2 separate regions of the Homo sapiens genome follow, and region 2 is linked to region 1. A link is an interaction called in ENCODE POLR2A ChIA-PET data of the cell type or tissue named here. Cell type or tissue: GM12878. All regions are shown on one strand. Links, peaks and the distances in the headings refer to the core of each region. The heading gives the core; the rest is flanking DNA. Region 1 overlaps TMEM127 (transmembrane protein 127). Region 2 has its middle 9.3 kb from the start of SNRNP200.

The links. Peaks named below come from ENCODE experiments on the same cell type or tissue, not always from the same donor. Only the 100,000 strongest peaks of a DNase experiment are listed, where the experiment ranks them.
Region 2: POLR2A ChIA-PET joins it to region 1 with 7 read pairs; 18 of 35 experiments call an interaction of 5 or more read pairs at or near these places.

What each region holds. Positions count from the first base shown.
Region 1 is chr2:96,252,814-96,257,126 of GRCh38, forward strand. TMEM127 (transmembrane protein 127) reads right to left here. Exons shown (of 4, transcript NM_017849.4): 3 at 2,020-2,184; 4 at 1-1,302. The coding sequence ends at 995. Among named protein-coding and RNA genes, the nearest start is that of TMEM127, 11 kb to the right of the region's middle. In GM12878, for the core only: no CTCF peak of the experiment used is centred there; no DNase peak of the experiment used is centred there; H3K4me3 peaks cover 50 bases; H3K27ac peaks cover 153 bases.
Region 2 is chr2:96,312,610-96,316,996 of GRCh38, forward strand. No RefSeq gene overlaps it. Among named protein-coding and RNA genes, the nearest start is that of SNRNP200, 9.3 kb to the left of the region's middle. RefSeq lists an enhancer at 3,419-3,468. In GM12878, for the core only: no CTCF peak of the experiment used is centred there; no DNase peak of the experiment used is centred there; H3K4me3 peaks cover 778 bases; H3K27ac peaks cover 705 bases.

The DNA of each region.
Region 1 (4,313 bases), core at 1-4,000:
CCCTCTGGGTTCCACGAGAAGGCCCCAGGGAGTCACCGTCACTGAGAGGGAAGGGGCCAGGGAAGGGAGGCTGCATTCTACTGGGAGAGACTCGGGGAGGGACTACCATGGGCTTGGAAGGAGCTACAGCCCCAAATATTGCAGAGCCAAAAGGAATGGGATACATGTCTAAAAAGTGACAACAGTCTTGTCCCTATTTTAAAAACAGAATATTGTTGCTGTTGCCTGGTTTCATTTTTTTCCTTTTAAAACCACTCATATTTAAAAGGTGAAGGGCTGGGAGATGTAGTCCCCTTCACTCTGGTCCTTGATAGGCACCAGGGGGCCTCAGTCTCACGCTGGCTCCTGCTCTCCTTGCCTGGGCTCCAGCCACATGAAGCAAGGGCAGAGAGGGTTGCAACTGCTCTGCCTTCCCAACAGCGATTCCCTCTCCCCATAAAACCAGGGCACACGTGAGGAGAAGTCCAAAGAGTAAAGTGCACAGAACTCCCCGGAGCAGGTGGCCTGGGGGCGGGTCACTCCGAGAAGGAAGGGGTCTGGGGGGCGTCAGCCCAGAGCTACAGCTGTGGAGCAAACACTGATCCCTGTGAAGTGAGCCTCCAGGGCACAGTCCCCTTTCCCTTGGGCCCTTTGACACTTGTTTTTGGGACTGTCCGCTCTCAGCAGCTCTCCAAGGAAAGTCTCGGTCCCAAAGATATCGCCCATGCTGGAGGAAACTTGGATGACCTTCCCTGGCTGGTAATGACTCGTGAATGTGAAGGGGGCAGGATGTGGCAGGAGGGAAAGAGTACATTATAGAAAACCAGTGGACCTCCGGTTCTGAGAGCAGGGATACTTGGATGACCCTAAAGGCAGAGTCTCTCCTGGGGAAGGTTTGGAGAAGATGGTCAGGATCCTACCAGTGAGGCCTGCTGGGGAAAGGAGCTCCTCTGGGTGCGAGAGGAGCTGCAGAGTTGAGGGAGGGGCTGCCGAGGAAGAGAGCCCAGGGCTGGCATTAGGGTGTGTAAGCAGGGGGTGGCTGGAACTGGTTGATGACCTCATATTCCGCCGGGTAGGGCTCGTTCTCTTCCATCTCTGAGAGCAGCTCCAGCGCCTGCTCCTCTTCCTCTGTGGGGTAGTGGCGCAGGAGGTTGGCTGCCGTGGCCAGGATTGAGGCTCCACCAGCTCCTGCCACCAGGTAGAAGCTAACGGCGAAGGTGACATAGACCTGGGATCCATGGTACTTCTTATGCTGCTGCTGCTGGGCCAAGATGAGTTCAGAAGCCCAATAAGAAAAGCCAATGACGGTGGCACACTGCAGAACTAGGAGACAGAGGGACAGCACAGAAGGGGAATTAGTGAGCACTCCACAGCTAGGATGCTTGAGGACCCAATCACAGCCTCTCTACCCAAACCCCATTCTCAGAGAACCTGCCTGGCCCCAGACTCTGCAAGGAGGAGCTCTCTTGACCATGGGATTCCTGGCCTGAGGTTGGGGACAGCAGTCTGACCTGATCTAGGCCAGTCAGATTCCATCTGTCTTAAGGAGCAAATAGGGTCATGCAGCTTGGGAGCTGGAGTAGGCACACCACAATTCAAACCAGCACAGCAGTGCAGGCACGAGGGAGGACAGCAGCTACATACAAGAAAAGGCGGGTCTGTAGGGAAGCAGGAAGGTGGAGAGGAGAGAATCTGACCAGGAGCTCCAGGGGAGACACGGGAGACTGCCTGGTTCCTTCTTCACTCATGTCAGGTCTGAGCTTCAAATGCCATTTTAGAGAGCTGTGAGCTTCCTTGTGGAATTTCTAGCAACATTTCCCCTCTACAGCTGGGCTGAGTGGGTTTGTGATCCTGGCAAGTTAGCAGCTAGACTGGAGCAGGCTGCTGACACCCTGACACTCTGGGAAAGACTGGAGCTTGGCACATGAGCTCCTGGAAGGGTGCCTGCTCAGAGAAACCAGAGCCCCCACCGGCAACTCAGACAGGATGCCCCCACCCTGTAGCAGTTCCTCTCCCACTGTGAGCAGGCTCACGGCTTACCCGTTAGGATATGGGCGAAGGCATAGCGACGAGTGATCTTCAGAGCAGGATGCTTCGGCCCAAAGACATCCAGAAGGAAAGCGGAGAGACTACACAGGATGCCCAGGAAACAGAAGGCGGCGATGACCCGCAGGAGCAGCACTGTCTGGGGATTCATGCAGAAATCTGTAGAGGGAGAACCAAATTTTCACGGCCCCAAGTAACACTTGGTGCAGGAAGTCCCCACCTAGAAGGAGTTTGATTCCCCTCCACCACAGTCCTGGGAGCCAGGGCAGTTCTGGAGGACGCTGTCTTAGCCCCTGCTCCTGGGTGGTCTGCAGGGTAGCTGGAGCAAATTCCACATTAGCAGAGGCCACTGCTCTCCTGTACCTCAAGTCCTTCTCTTTCCAACAGGACTAGCCTAAGTGCAGGATTCTACTTCACTGTGTATGCCATGCCCTTCTAACCATTTTTAAAGACACTGACAGTTAACCTGACATGTTAATGCATTCTGCTAAAGGATATTTTGAGCTGGCAGGAAAAGCCTGACTTTGGAGCTGAGACAGCCAGAGAGGCTAAGACCATACAGGTCAATTAATGCTGATTCTCCATTTACTCACTCATTCATTCCCTTTTTGTTCCAAAAAGAAGTTGAACTTGAAGATACTATGCTAAGTGAAATCAACCAAATGTAGGACAAATATTTTATAATTCCACTCATATGAGATACCTAGAATAATCAGTTTATAGAGACAGAAAATATAATGGTGGTTGCCAGCAGGTAGGGAGAGGGGAGAACAGGAAGTTATCATTTAATGTGCACAAAGGTTCAGTTTGAAATGATGATAGTTTTGGAAACAGATAGTCATGATGCATGTGCTTAATATCAATGAACTCAACACTTAAAATGGTTATTAATACTTTGGGTGGCTGAGGCAGGAGGATTGCTCGAGGCCAAGAGTCTGAGATCAGCCTGGGCAACATAGTGAGACCCCGTCTCTTTGAGGAAAAAAAAAAAATTAGCTGGGCATGGTGGCGCATGCCTATAGTCTTAGCTCCTTAGGAGGCTGAGGCAAGAGGACTGCTTGCGCCCAGGAGTTACTGTAAGCTATAATCACACCACTGCACTCCAGCCTGGATGACCGAGAGAGACCCTGTCTCTTAAAAAAACAAAATATTGGCCAGGCATGGTAGCTCACGCCTGTAATCCCAGCTCTTTGGGAGGCCGAGGCGGGCAGATCACGAGGTCAGAAGATCGAGACCATCTTGGCCAACATGGTGAAACCCCGTCTCTACCAAAAATACAAAAATTAGCTGGGTGTGATCGCATGCGCCTGTAGTCCCAGCTACTCTGGAGGCTGAGGCAGAAGAATTGCTTGAACCCGGAAGGTGGAGGTTGCAGTGAGCCGAGATTGCACCCCTGCACTCCAGCCTGGTGACAGAGTGAGACTCTGTCTCAAAAAAAAAAAAAAAAATGTTGGCAGGGCACGGTGGCTCACACCTGTAATCCCACACTTTGGGAGGCCAAGGCGGGCAAAACACCTGAGGTCAGGAGTTTGAGACAAGCCTGACCAACATGGGGAAACCCTGTCTCTACTAAAAATACAAAATTAGCCGGGCGTGGTGGTGCATGCCTGTGATCCCAGCTACTTGGGAGGCTGAGGCAGGAGAATTGCTTGAACCTGGGAGATGGAGGTTGCGGTGAGCCGAGATTGCGCCTTCACACTCCAGCATGGGCAACAAGAGAGAAACTCTGTCTCAAAAAAAAAAAAAAAAAAAGTTAAAATGCTAAGTTTTATGTTATGTATATTTTACCACAATTTTAAAAAAAAGTAAAATAAAGAAAAGAGGAAGAAGGAAGTTGCGGCAGTTTAGAGAAATGTGCAGCTACAAGAAAGTATTACATAGATTAGGAAAGTTGGTAGACTATATCACATTTAGTTTAGCTCCCTCCCTGAACTCTACGAGAACAAAAGAATTCTTTTAAAAGGCAACCCACACAAAAAGAAAGGGAGGTATAAAACAAGGTTCCAAAAACTGGAAAGTAAAGGGAAATAGACCTACCTAAAAGGGACTCAGCAGACTCGGCAGAGCTGGGGACAAGCCATCAACAGGAAAAGCTAGGAAGCCACCACATTTATACCACAAAAGCCCCAGAAGCCTTGGACAGTGCCAACGTGCACACGTCAAGGGCATAAATGAAGGAAAAGGAAGAGGCTGAAAGAAAAGACACAGCACTCAAGGGGTTCCTGGGGGTCATGGTGCAGGGAGAGCCCATGACAACAACCACGCAGCAGACACACAGCAACTTGTAT
Region 2 (4,387 bases), core at 196-4,195, 60 kb after region 1:
TTTTACCAATGAAGAACTCAAGGCCCCAAGAAGGTATTTGACTTGTCTGGCCTCATCTGCTGCAAAGCCAGGCCTTCTGTTTTCACCCCCTATGCACGGGGGTGTCCTCACAGAGCTGAGCTTCAGAAAGGTTATTCTCACAGTGCTGGGTGTGGAGTCCTAATTAAGGAAAAGGAGTCAGGCTGGCGGGACCAAAGGAAAGCAAAAAGAGAAAACAGATAAGCCATGAGTCTGCCACTGCACCCGGCCTATCTGGTGTGTTTCTAAACAGGCTTGTTCCCTTCCAGGTCTTCACTTTAGGAGGCAATGGTCTTTTTTAACCAAGAGGCAGTTTCATGAGGTGGTTAAAAGTATAGACTCTTCTGGTAGACCATCTGGGTTCAAATCCCAGCTTCACCCCTTACTACCTGTGTGATCTTAGGCCTATTTTTAGCTACTCTGGGCCTAACAGGGATAGTTTTACCTACGCCATAGGGTTGTCTGGCACCTAGAACCATGCCAGGAAATAGCAAGTGTAAGGTTTTATCCAACAGCGCTGTTTCCTAAAAACATTTCTAAACACTCTGTGTTTGGAGGCAATTTTATGACTCACAAAGGAAAACTGCCCCATTCTTGGTCATATCTATCCTTTCTTATCCCAAATGATCTTACCCAACCTGATGGCCCTTCCACCCAGTAAACTTGGTTCTGAATGACTGCTGACTGTTTCCCAAACTCCAGGCCTCATGCAGAGATAACAGGTTGCCAGCACTGGGTATATTCAATAACATGACTAGGTTGGGTGGCTGTTCCCAGAATGCTGTCAGCTGGCCTCAAGTGATCCACCTGCCTTGGCTCCCAAAGTGCTGGGATTATAGGTGTGAGCCACCATGCCCAGCCACCACCAACTTTTTAATAAGCCAGTAAGGCTGGGCATAGTGGCTCATTCCTCTAATTTCAGAACTTTGGGAGGCTGAGGCAGGAGGATTGCTTGAGCCCAGAAATTTGAGACCAGCCTGGGCAACATAGTGAGACCCTGCCTCTAAAAAACAGTTTTAAAAAAATAAGCCAACAGACGTGGATACAGTGCCCTCCATGCACTGGTGACTGTGCCTATTGTGAAGAGGGTCACCAAGCATAAGCTCTTCTTGGAGGCAGACAGAGGCAACTGAGGGCAGGTTTAGTGAAAGCCTCAAGTGCGAATTCCTGCCAGAGCCCAACACAGGATGGGCAATCTTTGAGCTGATGGTGTTATCCTCAGTTCTCCATGCATTGTGCCTGGCACCCCACAGTTGCCTCTCATAATAGACATCTGCACTCTTCAGACAGATGACAAGTTGCCCGCCCTTCCAACAGCAGCACAGTCTAGTGGCATTGCTTCTGGCCTTAGCCAGTGCTGCAGCATTGGGGCAATAAATATTTTGTTGCATTTCACCCTGATTATTAAATGGGTGGGATTCTTTTTGAGATGGGATCTGGCTCTGTTGTCCAGGCTGGAGTGCAGCAGTGCAATCATAGCTCACTGTAACTTCAAACTCCTGGGCTCCAGTGATCTTCCCACCTCAGCCTCCACAGCCTGTAGCTGAGACTACAGGCACATGTCACCATGCCAGGTTAATTTGTTGGTTTGTTTTTGTTTGTTTGTTTGTAGAGATAGGGTCTTGCTTTGCTGTCCAGGCTAGTCTTGAACTGCTGGCTTCAAGCGATCCTCCCACCTTGGCCTCCCAAAGCACTGGGATTACAGGCCTGAGCCACCATGCCTGGCCTGAATGGGTACTTTTAAAAACGAAAACTGATGATATTAGTGAAAAAGCAAAGGTTTTATAATTTACTACGGTTGGAAGTCAATAAGCAGGCCAAAAGTAACAAACCTTTGCCACACTAGTTGGGGCTCATTGGACTTAAGCCAATCCCTAATGTATTCGGTTGGAGAGTAAAATGAGAGTATGAACAAATGATTTGGAAATGTCATTGAAGAAAATATCTAAAAGGCAAGATGTAATTAGATATTTTATATATATTTTGTCTCAGGACAAAAGAAACTTAAGGGATCCCTTCTCCTTTATAGTGTTTAAGTTCTTTTTTTTTTTTTTTTTTTGACAGAGTCTGGCTGTGGTACCCAGGCTGGAGTGTAGTGGCACAATCTTGGCTCACTGCAATCTCTGCCTCCTGGGTTCAAGTGATTCTCCTGCCTCAGCCTCCCAAGTAGCTGGGATTACAGGCATGGGCCACCATGACCATGCCCAGCTGATTTTTGTATTTTTAGTAGAGACGAGGTTTCACCATGTTGGCCAGGCTGGTCTCAAACTCCTGACTTTCAAGCGATCTGCCCACCTTGGCCTCCCAAAGTGCTGGGATTACAGGTGTGAGCCACCATGCCCGGCTGTGTTTAAGTTCTTATTCAACTAATACATGTCACTTTTTGTACATGTTCAGGAGTGTGATGTAGTCAGAACTGCCTTAATTTCTTTGACCAACTCGAATGATTATATAATTATTGGCATTGGTTGAGTTTATTATGTGCCAGGCATTTAACCTATTTTATTCTTCAGCACCGTCTGAGGTCAGTGTTGGGAAAGGCAATCTGCATGGTCCAGAGCATGCCTGCATGTTCTTGCTGGGTGTGCCAGGAATGCAAGGCCCTGGCCACACTTTCCTAGGCCCTTTCCCAGAGCTGTATGTGTAGTGGGCAACCTTGAGGGATAAGGTAATGTCTTCCATCAGGACAAAGAGAAGAATGGCCATGAAATAGGTAGTTTCCCTGAAATCAGAATTCCTTGTCTGCAATGCAAACCGTACCATGCATAGCATCCACCTGGGCCTCTCCATGTTGCCCCTGTGGGACTTGAGAGAGCAAGGAGAATTGACACAAACAGGATGCTAGTGCTGATTGTTGTGCCATGAGTCATAAATTATTCTGTCTCTGACCCAGGAGTCTTGTGTCTTCTGCCAGCATCCATGAAACAGCAACAGTAACTATCTTTTAAGTAGGGTAAAATTCCAGACTTTTGACAGTTTGGATGGAAAGGATTTAATGTTGTCATAACTATGGGGCAGCAAGCCTTGCAGCCACAGCCAAAAGGCAACATGATTGTGGGTGCTGAGTCACTGGGTCCCTAAAACTGAGACAAATGGCATCAGCAATGAGGATATAGAGCTTCCAGTGGACCGAAAGCACTGGAGCGTGCAAAATCTTGTTTATTGGAACAGAGCTGCTCTCTCCCTTTGTGCGACTGATTCTTTGGACCCCTCCCCAACCTCAGCTATGTTAAGGAAAAAGCTGAGTATGTTGGGGAACTTCACGGAAGGGGCTTTGTTACAGGAACCCAAGTCACCATCCTCCCCGGTCCTGTGGCAGGAAGCGGTGCTAGGCGCAGCTGGAGTGGTTTTAGAGCAGCCTGAAATAAAAGACACTCAGTCCCTCAGGGCCAGAATCAGAGGAGGCTGTGGCCAGAAAAATCCCAGCTACTGGATGAGCCTGAGGACAAAGCCTAGGCAGGCAAACACAGCCAGAAACTAAAGGGCATCACAAACAGGAAATCTGACGCTGGCAACATAAAGGGGTCACCACCTCAGTAGAAGCAGGGACCAGAGCCCTTCAAGAGTGAATAGATGGACACACAGACCCTCCACCCCCTCCTCATCCACATGGAGGGAACTCCACTCCCTCTACAACTCAGGGCCCCAAATTCTACATGGTTTCTGTGGAAGCAAGTCCTCATGGATCTAGTTTTAGTCCCTGGAGAGCTGGTCTCTTGGCCCCTGGATAAGGTGAAAACCTGGTAGGCACTAGAAAAGACTGCCCTTCCCTTGTTCCCCGCTATTTGTCCTTCCCATTCCCACTTAGTTCCTTTGTCTTTTCTCCATTCTACATGCTCTGTCTCAACGTGGGACTAAAATATATATTGTTATTAGTTACAGGGTTATTGATTAAGTTTTGGTTTCTAAACTTGCTCTTAAAATGCAGTTGCATTGAACATTTGATTTGCCTTTCTTTATTATTATTATTAAGACAAAGTCTCACTCTAACCCCAGCTGGAGTGCAGTGATGCGATCATAGCTCATTGCAACCTCCAACTTCAACTCCCGGGCTCAGGTGAGCCTCCTGCCTCAGCCTCCCAAGTGGCTAGGACCACAGGCACTCGCCACCATGTCCAGTTAATTTTTTAATTTTTATTTTTGTAGAGATGTCAGGGAGGGGGGTCTGGCTATGTTGCCCAGGCTGGTCTCGAACTCCTGGGCTCAAACTATCCTCTGGCCTCAGCTTCCCAAAGTGATGGGATTGCAGGTGCAAGCCACCCTTCTGACTTGTCTTCCTTCAGAAAACACTGAATTGCTTGGTACTATCTGGGTCTCCAGTACTTTATCTATAAATAGGGATAATGTTGAAAAGATCAAATTAGTTAAT